Linked DNA regions of Homo sapiens: regions 2, 3 and 4 are each linked to region 1. The links are chromatin contacts, found by Hi-C or POLR2A ChIA-PET in ENCODE. All regions are on one chromosome and are shown on one strand. The core of a region is the stretch at or near the end of the contact, and the rest is flanking DNA. Distances in the headings are between cores, read along the strand shown. Region 1 holds the start of SFT2D2 (SFT2 domain containing 2). Region 2 overlaps RCSD1 (RCSD domain containing 1). Region 3 holds the start of CREG1 (cellular repressor of E1A stimulated genes 1). Region 4 holds the start of RCSD1 (RCSD domain containing 1).

The links. A loop is a pair of places that touch in the nucleus more often than their neighbours do. ChIA-PET counts read pairs that join two places held with the same protein, here RNA polymerase II (POLR2A). Pooled maps may share reads with other maps.
Region 2: a pooled map shows a loop between it and region 1 (4-fold over the local background). The contact joins the enhancer-like site here to the promoter of SFT2D2 in region 1. A Hi-C loop is called at or near these places in 2 of 37 single-sample maps with no recorded cell type and 2 of 50 pooled maps. POLR2A ChIA-PET finds 5 or more read pairs at or near these places in 1 of 52 experiments (endothelial cell of umbilical vein).
Region 3: a loop to region 1 is called in a map of ascending aorta, with 7 times the contacts of the local background. The contact joins the promoter of CREG1 here to the promoter of SFT2D2 in region 1. A Hi-C loop is called at or near these places in 1 of 168 maps with a recorded cell type or tissue (ascending aorta) and 7 of 50 pooled maps. POLR2A ChIA-PET finds 5 or more read pairs at or near these places in 1 of 52 experiments (GM12878).
Region 4: a loop to region 1 is called in a map with no recorded cell type, with 9 times the contacts of the local background. The contact joins the promoter of RCSD1 here to the promoter of SFT2D2 in region 1. A Hi-C loop is called at or near these places in 3 of 37 single-sample maps with no recorded cell type and 11 of 50 pooled maps.

The regions. Positions count from the first base shown.
Region 1 is chr1:168,224,674-168,227,837 of GRCh38, forward strand. SFT2D2 (SFT2 domain containing 2) reads left to right here and starts at 1,331. Exons shown (of 8, transcript NM_199344.3): 1 at 1,331-1,469. The coding sequence starts at 1,407. RefSeq lists a silencer at 998-1,627 and enhancers at 1,252-1,985, 2,288-2,367, 2,488-2,537.
Region 2 is chr1:167,667,862-167,670,802 of GRCh38, forward strand. The region is part of intron 1 of RCSD1 (RCSD domain containing 1); the gene reads left to right. Among named protein-coding and RNA genes, the nearest start is that of RCSD1, 39 kb to the left of the region's middle. RefSeq lists an enhancer at 1,798-1,857. Within about 2 kb of position 1,690, at least 7 of the 41 ENCODE cell types and tissues checked have a DNase peak (open chromatin) inside an H3K27ac peak, as active enhancers do.
Region 3 is chr1:167,551,927-167,555,233 of GRCh38, forward strand. It overlaps CREG1 (cellular repressor of E1A stimulated genes 1), which reads right to left and starts at 1,836. Exons shown (of 4, transcript NM_003851.3): 1 at 1,462-1,836. The coding sequence starts at 1,815. RefSeq lists a silencer at 1,525-1,974.
Region 4 is chr1:167,628,386-167,631,561 of GRCh38, forward strand. RCSD1 (RCSD domain containing 1) reads left to right here and starts at 1,847. Exons shown (of 7, transcript NM_052862.4): 1 at 1,847-2,044. The coding sequence starts at 2,039. RefSeq lists enhancers at 1-45, 2,564-2,633 and silencers at 1,704-1,783, 1,804-2,023.

The DNA.
Region 1 (3,164 bases), core at 81-2,580:
CTGTGACTTGGAAGCCCCCTCCCCCCTTGAGTCTTCCTGCCTTTGCTTCGAGTTGTCCCGCCTTTCCAAACACAACCAATGTACTTCTTACACATATTGACGGATGCCTCATGTCTCCCTAAAATGTATAACACCAAGCTATGCCCCAACGACCTTGGGCACATGTCGTCAGGACTTCCTGAGTCTGTGTCACAGGTGCTGTTCCTCAACCTTGGCAAAATAAACTTCCTGGTTAACTGAGACCTGTCTCAAATTTTCGGGCTCCACACTTCTTTCACTTAATACAATGTTTTCGAGGTTCATCCACGTTGTAGCATGTGTCAGTACTCCATTCTTTTTTATTGCATGGGTATGTCACATTTTATTTACCATTAATCAGTTGGTGGCCATTTGTATTGTTTCCACTCTGTTGCCCAAGCTAGAGTGCAGTGGCTTACTGTACTGACAATCATGGCTTACTGCAGCCTTGACCTCCTGAGTCCAAGCCATTCTTCCTCCTCAGCCTCGCAAGTAGCTTGGATTACAGATGCCCGCCAGCATGCCTGGCTAATTTTTAAGAATGTTTTGAAGAGATGAGGTCTCCCTATGTTGCCCAGGCTGGTCTGGAACTCCCGGGCTCAAGCCATCTTCCCAAAGTGCTGGGAATACAGACATGAGCCACCATGCCCAGTCTACTTTTAGTTTTTTTAAGGTCAGAAAAAAAAACAATTGTACAAACACAAAACAATTTAACAATCTATTATTCCTTTCAACATTCCTTCAGTCACTTTTTTTTTTTTTTTTTTTGAGACAGAGTCTCGCTCTGTTGCCCATGCTGGAGTGCAGTATCCTGGTCATAGCTCATTACAGCCTGGAACTCCTTGGCTCAAGTGAGCCTCCTGCCTCAGCCTCCGGAGTAGCTGGGCTTCCAGGCACGCCCCACCACACCAGACTAAGGCCTTGAGTGATTAAAAAGAAAATCTTTTCCTGTGTAGGCACGATCGCAATATGGATGAACCACAGCCTTTGTTCCCGTCTGCACAAGGCTTCTCCCCCGTCTTTGTGTCTCCGGAGCCTTGCACGTGGTAGGTGCTCGGCATTCGTTGACTGGATCAAGTAGGGCGAGGGAGCGCGGCCCGTTCCGGTTTGAAACTGCTCTGGACGCCGAATTAGTGTTTGGCAGCGCCTGGTGGTCTTCAATCCCAGCCCCTCCGGCCCGCCGCGCCCCCCGGGACCAAAACAAGCGGAGGCGAGCGCGGGCGCGCGGGGCATGCCGGGAGCCCCCCGGTGGGCAGGTGCCTGGGCGGGGCGCGCCGCGGTTGGCGCCTGGGCGGCTGGGCGGCTGCCTAGCACCCGGAAGAGCCGTCAACTTAGCGAGCGCAACAGGCTGCCGCTGAGGAGCTGGAGCTGGTGGGGACTGGGCCGCAATGGACAAGCTGAAGAAGGTGCTGAGCGGGCAGGACACGGAGGACCGGAGCGGCCTGTCCGAGGTGAGTGAGCCCGGGGCCGTCGGCCCCCTCTCGCCGCGCTCCCGCCCTGCGTCCCCTGCCCGGGCCTGGGAAGCCTGCGGGGACTCCCTGGAGTTTCTGGACGGTAGCTCTGCCCCTTCTCCTCCTCTTCTTCTGCAGGGCTCCGCGAAGAGGTCTGGCACTACACGGGGCAGTGGCCGCGGCGTCCTTTTCTGCCCCGCGCCCCTTCAGCCCATCCTCCCTGACAAGGGGGCGGCGCAGGAGGAAATCCCCGGACTGAGCTGCGAGTGGGAGGGTGGGCGACTGGGCTGTCGGCCCCGGCCCCACCGGCCGGGGAATGCGCTTTAGGGCCGGGTAGGGCTGGGGGCCCCGAGGTCCAGGCGGAAGGAGCCTTTGCTGGGTGGGTCGGGGCCCCAGACCCGGACTGGGGTGTTGGGGTGGCGGTCCCTACCTCGCGACGGGGCTGGTGGCCGCGCCCCGAGCTCTGCCTTGGTTTTCTGTCCGGTTTAGGTTGTAGGGTGTGACACTCCCACCCGCCCCTGTACACATTGCCTTGTGATTGGGGGTGAGAAACTGCCCCCATCCCATGAGGACAGGGACCACATCTTGTGTCTCTGTCCACACTGCCCACAACTAGTCTCTAGACACCCAGCGCCTCAGGAGACTGCCTGCGTGTTGGTTTGTTTTATTAGAAAAGCTTTTTTTTCTTTTTTTCTGAGACAGAGTCTCACTCTGTCGCCCAGGCTGGAGTGCAGTGGCGCGATCTTGGCTCACTGCAGCCTCTGCCTCCTGGGTTCAAGCGATTCTCCCACCTCAGCCTCCCAAGTAGCTGGGATTACAGACACCCGCCATCAAACCCGGCTAATTTTTGTATTTTTACTAGAGACGAGGTTTCACCATCTTGGCCGGGCTGGTCTCGAACTCCTGACCTCAAGTGATCCGCCCACCTCTGCCTCCCAAAGTGCTGGGATTACAGGCATGAGCCACCGCGCCCGGCCTATTAGAAAAGTTTTGATCGTGCTGAAACCTGGCCACTAATGTCCTATGTTGTAGAACCACACAGAATGCTGCATTTCTATTTAGGGTGCTTTTAGCTTTTGTTTTCCTTTTTGGATGACAAAATAACGTTTCTCTTCGCTTTTTGGTGTATTCTTTAGCCTCCGTTCCCCATCTGTGAAATGAGGATGTTAAGATGATATGGCCAACTGGAAACTAATCAGTGTTTCTTCTGGTTTCTCAGCAAGTTCTTCTTTCTCAGCAAGCTGCTTTCACCCACGTTTGTGGTTGCTGATTTTATTCGGTTTTGTTTTGTGTGATACTGGGACTTAGCATGACATCTCCGAATGTAAGATTGCTCTCTGAATCTTCACCTTGAGGGAGTAATTCTATGGGATCGAATGTTGGAGTCACTGAAATTTAACTTTTTGATATTTCAAAACAAGTTGGTGGGTTCTTTTTAATTTGTTGCCTTTATTAATTGGTCAAGGCTCAGAGTAATTTCACGGGTTTTTTTTTCTTGATTTCTAGCCTCTATTATGAATCTCAAGTGGAACCTCAGACCGGGCCTAAGAAAGGTCTGACTCATAGGTAGCTGACCCTCGTTATTTAAAGCTTTATTTCCATAGACTGTCAACAAGCCTTTATGAACAATTGGTGCTTAAGAGGCAGACACTTTCTCTCCCTGCAGACTCTTGAGGGGTGGAGTGTTGACAGTGG
Region 2 (2,941 bases), core at 440-2,939, 560 kb before region 1:
ATTTATTTGTTCATTCATTTACCGGCATTTACTGAGTACCTACTATGGGCTAGGGGATGGAGCCATGAATAACACATGGTCTGTGTGCTCAGCAATTACAGTAGAAAGAGAAAAACATGAAAAATGTGGGTATTTTAAAAGCTCTCGGGCCAGGTGTGATGGCTCACACCTGTAATCCCGACACTTTAGGAGGCCAAGGCGGATGGATCACCTGAGGTCAGGAGTTCAAAACCAGCCTGGCCAACATAGTGAAACCCCCGTCTCTACTAAAAATTAGCAAATTAGCTGAGTGTGGCACCTGTAATCCCAGCTACTCGGGAGGCTGCGGCAGGAGAATCGCTTGAACCTGGCAGGCGGAGGTTGCAGTAAGCTGAGATTGCACCAATGCACTCCAGCCTGGGCAACAGAGCAAGACTCCGTCTCCAGAAAAAAAAAAAACTCTGTGAGTTCCAGCCACATCTTCTTTCAGTTCCTCAAACACCTCCTGTCTCTCCTCCAGGAGGTTTTTGTGTAAACTCTACTCAAATGCCCTTGGCTACCTCTGGCCACCCTCTGACTAACCCTCCTTACCCCTCAAACCTCACACTTTGCCTGGATCACTTCTACTGACCTCAGTTTAAATGTCACATCTTTGGGTCAGATTTTCTTGTCACCTGCTCTCCTAAAACCCTTTTCCTCTTCAGCATTTATCACCCTAATAAATAATAAGCTGGAGCTAAGATAATAATGGCTATGGAATATATGTCTCCCCTACTAGACTGTAACCTCCATTATGAAAGGACTCTTTTGATTTGGTTCATTCCTAAACCCTGAGCACCAACTGCAGGGCCTGGAATACAGAAATAATGAATGAATGAATATGTCCAAGATGTACTAAAAAAAAAAAAAAAAAGAGGGAGCTGCCAATTCTGCCTGAATGGGGGAAGGTGCATGGTGGGGAAGGGGAGCTTCACAGGGGGTTTTCTGGAAGTGCCCAGGGTGAAACTGTGCTTGAAGGAAGCTCAGATGTCAGTTTTTCAGATTGTGCTGTCTGTATATCTAGGCATTCATAAATACTTTCTAGAACTTTGTGTAGTGTTTTGCAAATGTAGTTAAACAGATTTGTGAATTCAGTAATTTATAAAAACTTAAGCTTGTGTTCTTCTGAATCCCTTTATTTTTCTTCTGCCTCCGAATTAGACACTTCCCCTATGCATTAATTCCAAGTACAGTCAAAGATTAAGTAAGGAAATGATGTGCATGAAAAAAGTTCTGCATGTTTGCTAATAATCTAATGACTGTGACATCTAAACACTGGAAACACCTTGATTTATGGATAATAGGGCTATCTAGAATTTTCAAGGGATCATGGACAAATAATTATAGGCAATTTGATCAAGTGACCATGTAAGACCATTGGTGCAGATACAGACTGATTAAAGTGGAAAAAGTTCTTTTTTCTTCCTAGCTTCCTGCTCTGCCATTACCTTGATAATGTGAGCCAAGGCCTATTGGCCTCCACAGGACAAGCCCTAGGCTGTAGTCTGGGCTTGCTTGAACCTGCCTGACCTGTCACTTCAAGGCCAGCCCTGATCCTCTGAGAATGGGCCTGGGAACCATCAGAAATTATGTCTATTTGCAGCAGGCAGGGCCTCTTTTGGTCTCCAGCATAGCCCTTGCCCCATCTGCTCTTTTCACTTTACATGGAGTACTAGGCAAAGTGGCTTCCTCTTTGGGTTTTGTTACATACTTTAACCAAGACTGTGCATGCAAATGGCCTGGCATGTACTCGGTGCTCAGGATGTTGCAGCTACTGAATTATTATCATTGATTTCTTCTGCGTGTGACCTGGATCCACAAGTCAAATGCAAAAATTTGTCTTGACTGATGGTCCTCTCCTGTCTCCCTCCAGTACCCCCTCTTGAGGCTTGCAGGGGCAGGGACCAGAGGGCCCAGCACCATGTCCTGCTAATGCTCACTCCTGACTGCAAGGGAGTCAGGGTTGGGAGACGCTGTAACAGGAGAGGCTACAGCTGACTGGGATGCAGACCGGGGGCTGGGTCCTTAGGAAATTTGTTCTAATCTTAGAAGGTATGCCCTGGCTTCCTGCTGCAGCCTGAAGGACAAGTGTCCCAGACCTCAGGACACACACGCACACGCACACTCACACTGTCACTTGACTCCTGCCTGGGAGGCAGGAATGGCCCCTAGTGAAGGGTACTTGTGTGGGCCTCCAGGTGGCTGTAACATACCCCAGGACTCCAGGCAATCCTGGAAAGGTGGCTCCTGGAGACCAACCACCCTTCAGACTCAGAGGAGCTCTCTGTGAAGTCAATTTTATTATTGAACTAACCAACAGTAGAGAGTCAGAGTAGTGCATAACAGGGAGATTCTGAACTTACCTTGGAGAGTAACAAATCGTACATTTACTTGTTGGCTTAGGTGAGTAAATCCATCTAAATCACCCATGCCAGCTATGAAGAGACACTTCTTTCCCACTCTTTCCCTTTGCAAAAGAAAAAAAAAAAAAAAACCACTCGAGCTGTTCAGAGGCTGCCAGACTGACAAGGTTGAGTTTGATCGGCAGCTCTGCCCCTGCATGCCTGCTGGTGGGAAAAGGAAAGAGAAGACAAAAATGGTTGTGTGTAACCCCCTGAGGCATTGCTGCCTTCTGCCTCTTCATCCCAGCACCCTCTCCATCTCCTCTGCAGCCTTTGCTCACCCTCCCTGTCTTCAGCCTCTGCCATCACCTTGTAATTTGAGCCAAGATTCACCCTCAGGTTTGTCTGACTCCACAAATCCCAAGCAGGTGCTTCAGGGTCTGCCGTGGGCCCTCCACTCTGGCAACTCACCCTTTCTGAGCACTCCTCCAGTCCTGCTCCTCCCCTCGGCTCCCCCTCTCTGTAAATGACACTCCTCTCCACCCAGAAGCCAGAGCCAGAAATCTGGGCATCATCTTGAC
Region 3 (3,307 bases), core at 586-3,085, 670 kb before region 1:
AGTGCAGGCCCACAGTGTCACTGGATCTTCCCATTTTTCAAGAAAAGTTAGAGATTTACATTTTAAAGTAAAATCTAAATTTTAAAATGTTGGTAACAAATTCAAATTTATTAAAAACAAAACAGAACTTTGTGTAGGCCAAACCGGTCTGTGGGACATATTCAGCTGATGGGCCACCAGCCTGTGATAGGTGGTTTGAAGAAAGATGAACCTGAGATGAAACTAGGGGTTTGCCCGCTGGCTTTAAACAAGTTACTTAACCTAGGTAGGCCTCAAGTTCTTCATCTGCAGAATGGGGTATATAATACCTACTTCAAAGAATTAATAGAAGAGACAACGAATGGAAGGCAAATGGAAAAGTGATTAATCAAGCATCAGTTTCTTGCATCCTGTCTTTATCAACAATGTTGTACTTTCAGAGTTGAACTCAAATGTGAGAGCTTTGTCAAAAAGACCCTCCATCAAATCAGGCTCCATTCCTGGACTCTGTGTGTCTCCGGCCTCCCAAGCTGGGTGTCTGTGACCCCATCCCTGAGACAGCAGAGATCCATCAGAGTTGTAAGTGTGGCCCTGCACCAGAAGGTGGGCAAAGGGCGAGGAAGAGATACACCTTCAATCAGCTCTGCATCTTACTGAGGAGCCACTATGCCTGTGGAGGCCTAAAGACTGCAGTAATCATTGTAATCGTCCATGATATTGTACGTTAGCGTCTTGCTGCAGGAGGGAAAAGCTTAATTCAGGAAGGGTAAGAGAGTGAGAAACCCTGAAGTCACATATTAAAGTGCTTAAGTACCTAACAATCTCTATGCCCTGTAAAACCTTTAAGAATAGGAGCCCAGGCAGGGCGCGGTGGTTCACGCCTGTAATCCCAGCACTTTGGGAGGCTGAGATGGGTGGATCACGTGAGGTCAGGAGTTTGAGACCAGCCTGGCCAACATGGTGAAACCCCGCCTCTACTAAAAATACAAAAATTAGCCGGGTGTGGTGGCACGCACCTGTAATCCCAGCTACTCGGTAGGCTGAGGCACGAGAATCGCTTGAACCTGGGAGGCAGAGGTTGCAGTAAGCTGAGATAGCGCCACTGCACTCCAGCCTGGGCCACAAAGTGAGATTCTGTCTCAAAGGGAAAAAAAAAAAAAAAGAGAATAGGAGCACAGTTAATAGAGACACTGGGCCCCAAGACGACTGAGAACCACTCACGGATGAGAAGTCCTCGGGCTGCTGGCAGAGAATTTACCCCAGGTGCGTGGCCCAGTGGCGGAGGCTTGTGGGAAATTCCTGGTACCCAGCTGCCCAACATCTGGGACGCTGCAACGCCCACCTACCTGCCTGCGCGGCAGAGAAGCAACAGCCGTTCGAGCCACGCTCCACTTCCCGGGAAGAATTCTGGGGAGAGTGAAGGCTCGCTCTGTGGCCGCCCCGCCCACAGCCCGCCTGGGGAAGCCGCGGGCCCCAGCTCACCTGCAGGTTGCTCACGGAGAGCTGCAGCGGGCTCAGGTAGAAATAGGGCACGCCGCTGCCCGCGCCCGGGGGCCCGTCGCTGAGCGAGAGGACGTCGGCGAAGGGCCGGCCGCGCACCGCCTCCAGCGTGGAGATGGTGGCCAGAGCGCCCCAGTCGGAGACGTGCGTCACGAAGCGGGCCACGCGCGCCGCGTCCTCGCGGGGTGGTAGCGGCGGCAGCCGGGAGGCCTCGTCCCAGTCCCCGTGGTCCCGGCCGCCGCGACCCCGCGCGGGCGACACGAGCAGCGCCAACAGCGTCGACGCCAGCAGGGCGGCGAGCAGTGCGCGCGCGGACCCGCGGGATAGCCCGGCCATGGCGGTGTCTCCAGGAAGAGTCCCGGGCCCCAAGACCTGCAGGGACCCAGCCGGAGCTCGGCGCGCCCAGGCCCCGCCCCCTCCGCGAGGCGCCAATCAGAGCTAAGCACAATGCAGGGGGCGGGGTCCCTCTGCAGCTCCGCAACCTGCAGGAGAAGGGATTGGTTCATCTGCATTCCAATCGCTCTGCCTGCCCTCTTTAAGGATTGTGAATTTGTCCTAAACGGGATATTTGTTTTGTTTTGTTTGACAGGCGGAAAAAGAAAGGCTTGAAGAAATCAAGCAACTTGCCCAAATCGTACTGCTAGGAAAAGACCAGCCTCTTTACACAGGCACACACCCCCTCCTTTTAATACCTTTGGAGATGAATATCTGGCATCTGAGAGGAAATGCTGCATTTTCTACCCATGCGCCTCTTTTCTGTTGAATTTACCATCAGCTCCAAAGAACAGCGAGGGTCCCAGCGTTGTAGAAGCCCAGACTCAGGCTCGTGTACCCCATGTGTAGCTGATGCCAAACACTGACATATAGGTGCTTGGAGATAAAAGTTTATTCGATTTGGCCAAAGCGAGAAGGCGGGAGGGCAAGATCTCTCAAATCCGCCCTAACAAAAAGAAGAAGCAGAGAGTGTTTATGCGGCCAGCGAGTCAGGGAGGGGGAGTTTCAGGGAATCGAGGGAAAAAGTCTGTGTTTCTTCAGTCTCAGATAATTCCTTGAACAATCAGACTTCTGGGCGACAGAAGCTGGCCTCAAAGTACTTCAAAGGACTTATTCCTCCTGCAAACTTTTTCGTAACCCTGAAGTTATTATCTCCTCCTGCTTGATAAAGAAACAGTACATCAGCAGTTTATGATTATGTTGTAGGAACAAGGGATATTGGGCAAAAAGAGAGTTGTCAACATGTGCAAGCAAGGGCCTGATCAGAATTTTCATTATTTCAGTCACTAACAAATGCTGGGGTGCTGAAATCTCAAGGGGCCCACTTACACTAGTAGTAAAGTTAGGCAGAAGCCCGAAAGTTCAAGACCTTTAAAAAACTTTTTATTTACTTATTTTAAAATTTTTAATTTTTGTGGGTACATAGTAGGTGTATACATTTATGGGGTACATGAGATATTTTGCTACAGGCATACAATGCATAATAGTCATATCAGGGTAAATGGGGTATCCATTGCCTCAAGCATTTATCCTTTGTGTTACAAACAATCCAATTATACTTTTAGTTATTTTAAATGTACACTTAAATTATTATTGGCTATAGTCACCCTGTTGTGCTATGAAATACTAGGTCTTATTCTAACTATTTTTTGTACCCATTAACCATCCCCACTCCTCCCCTGCAAGTCCCCCCACTACCCTTCCTGGCCTCTGGTAACCATCCCTCTACTCTCTGTCTCCATGAGTTCAATTGTTTCCATTTAGGCTCCCACAAATAAGTGAGGATGTGTGAAGTTTGTCTTTCTGTGCCTGGCTTATTTCACTTCACGTAATA
Region 4 (3,176 bases), core at 597-3,096, 600 kb before region 1:
TAGAAGACCTGATAGTAGACTATGCAGTCATCACTACGTCCTGCACCTTTAAAAAGAAAGGAAAGAAGCACGAGCAAAAGTGTGCCTTGCAGGTTACCAGTAAATACCCTTCCTTACTGCCGACTCTGCTCTCGAGTCTTCACCTGAGCAGCCATGTGGCTGGACTGGGAGGGGCCTCACTATTAATTCCTGGGAGTGAGGGCTCTTTTCACTGGGTCCCCGAGTGCCTGTCTCTAAATAAAAGAAATATCAGGCTCTTATTCATCTGAAGCTTGTACATGGGGCTAAGCATGATAAAAACAGCCACTTTTTGCAGAGTGCCTACTACATTGTATAGGTGAGGAAAATGAGAATCAGAGCAGTTAAGTGACTTGTCTAAAAAATACAACTAGAAAGTAGCAGAGCTGGAATTCAGCCCTCAATCTGTCTGTTCCTAAAACCAGGCGTCTTCCTCTATGCTTAGCTAAGCTAAAGAACTAGAAGCCACTCTGGCATTAGGGCTGCCAGTGTTTTAGAAAGTTGGGCCTTAGAAAGTTCTAGGACAGGAAGGAGGCCATATTTCTAAGACTGGTACCCAAAGCAGCAATCTAAGTGCCTGAAAGTGCAAAGATGGTGCCGGGATAACCAGAATCAGGGTAGTCTTTGTAGCAGGAGCAGACTCTCAGCCTTTTTTCTCTACTGTTTCTCCACATGTCTCTTCACAGTGCTCACCATCACCTGTCCCATTGCCCACCTCTGATGGGGCTCCCCTCCCCTGGTTGAGCTGGGGTTGGGCGGGTGAGAATGCTGTGGGATAACCCAGAGGCGTCATATACCCAGCCAATACCCTGGCACTCACAGGTCTCTCAAGGCATTTTCCTGTTTCTCTCTGCCGAAGGGTCTGAAGGGGGCCGGGATCCGGGTAGCAGGGAGTGACCCTGGTGCAGATTCCAGTCCCCGAATCCCTCCCATGCGGTCTCTGCTGCCCAGCCGGGATGGCCCTAAAGGAAGGTTGCTATGCTGGGCCCTATGGGAATCAGATGTTGAGCATCTTGCCCTTTGCTATATTTAACAGGAATGGAGACGAGGCCCTTTAGCAAGCAGCTTGTGGGAGCCAAAATTCCCACAAAACCGAATGCATCAGTCAAAGCAAGGTTTGAAGAAAAGATTTACCACTTCAGGGAGCTTGGAAAACTTTGCGTGGATTCCTGATTTTCCTCCTCCTCCTCCTCCTTCTACTCGTATACAGAAGATAGATGGATAGATGGATAGATAGTGGTTTCCTGGAAGGTGGAGAGGAAAAGAGGTGAGAAGGGAAAGGTGGTCCCGTCGGCGCCACGCTGAGCTCTGAAGCCTCGGTCAGAAGGGCTCCTCTTTTGGTAGAACACAAACGCCTTCCACCAGGGAGGGTCCTCGAACTCCACCCAAGAACTGCAGGGAAACCAGGTATGACAGTAATGCAATTTTAAAAAGAGGGAGAGGAAGAAGGAAAGCAGGAAGGATGGACACAAAAGAAGGAAATCGAAAAGAGAGGAAACAAAAAGAATTAAAGGACCACTCTAATTCTTGAAGGGACAGGAAAAAGAAAGAAGGCGCATTAAGGGAGGGAGACGTTGAGAAGGACTGAGACCGTGGCAAAGCCCAGGGTCCTGAGAAACTTCGCGAGACAGAGGGGCCCGGTGGCTGCCCATCCCCATGTTTGGGCACATGGAGTCGTGGCTCCCGCTCTTGAGTCCTGCCCTGGGAGGGACAGTATCTGTTTAGATTTGCGTCTAAATTTAAACCCTGATCGTCGGCCTCCCTCCCCGCTCCCCACCCTCCCCTCCCCTCCCCTTCCTCCCTCCCTCCCTCCTCCTCCTTCCTCGTTCTCTCGCGCAGGGCCCCCGCGGCCGGGGCAGTCCCGCAGCCGAGCGCAGCCGGGCGCGCGCCACCGCCCACTCGCCCTGTGCCCGCCGCAGCCCGAAACTGGCCACGGCCGGGAGCGGAGGGGACAGCGGGGATCGTGAGCTCCGGCCCGGGCGAGCGGGTGCGTCTGCCGCAGAGTCGGCACCTGAAGGACATGGAGGTAAAGGACCCCGGAGGGAGACGCGGGGCTGAGCGGTGAGCGGTGTATCGGGCGCCCCTTCCCCGGGCGGCTGCCCCTGCCCTGAGCATGGAGCACGCGGCTCATCGCTGCTGCCAACTAGAAGGGCAAATGCCTGCTGTTCCGACGCCTCCTTGACCAACTCCGAAGGATCGTCCCTGGTCCCACCTAGGACACCCGGGTTGGGAGGCTGGGGTTGGTAAGGAAAGATCTCAGAGGGAGAGAAAAGGGCTTTCCTAGAGGCCCGGGTATTTTGGCTAGGAACTTAAATGCTAAAAAAAAAAAAAAAAAAAAAAAAAAAAAAAAGTTAGGTGCAGCCAAGGTTTGTAAATGGGTAAACGTGTCAGCAAAAACTGCAAGAAGGCAGAAGCCCTTCAATCTGAAGAGATGGGTATTGAAAGAGAAACAGAACTGGCAACACGAGGCCAGCACGTCTTCGTGGGTCTGTGGGCTTCCCTTTTCGCTTTCGGAGTGGCATTTTAGAGAGTCCAGTTGTCTTCTTGCTTCTGAAGTCCTTCCTGTGTCTGTCGCATCTTCTTCCATAACTTTCTGAAAGCTCCCCTTACTGGTCAGTCGAATGACATTATTTCTGATAAAACTTAAGACTCCCTTGGACACCCTTGCCTCTGAAGCTGTGTGTATGGAGGTATGCTGGCCACATCTGCAGGCTTTGCCAGAGGGAGGCCCCGCACTTCTCTGCCTGCTGAGAGGAGGTCCGGGGACTTTCCTTGTTCTGTTCCAACCTCAGCAGAGGAGTGGTTGGGTGTATTCCCCACATCCCTCTCTTCTGCACATCTTGAGGCTTCCCTGTGTTTCCTCCTTGAAAATGAGACCTGATATGTAGCCCTAAGTCAATCTTAGTAGGACCTGGGGCTTTTGAGAAGATGCAAATGTTATATAGTTTTAAAGGTGATTCCCACTCATATTCAAAAGGAAACATGTGTTGCTCACTAGACTGTGGTCAGTGCAATCAGGATTCACAGTTAACTCCGCTATCTCTTCCCCGCTCCAGGCTCTGTGCCTGGGCCCTGGTGGTCTTTTTATTTTTTTCTTTTGAGACAGGGTCTCATTCTGTTACCCAGGCTGGAGTGCAGTGGCACAATCTCAGCTCACT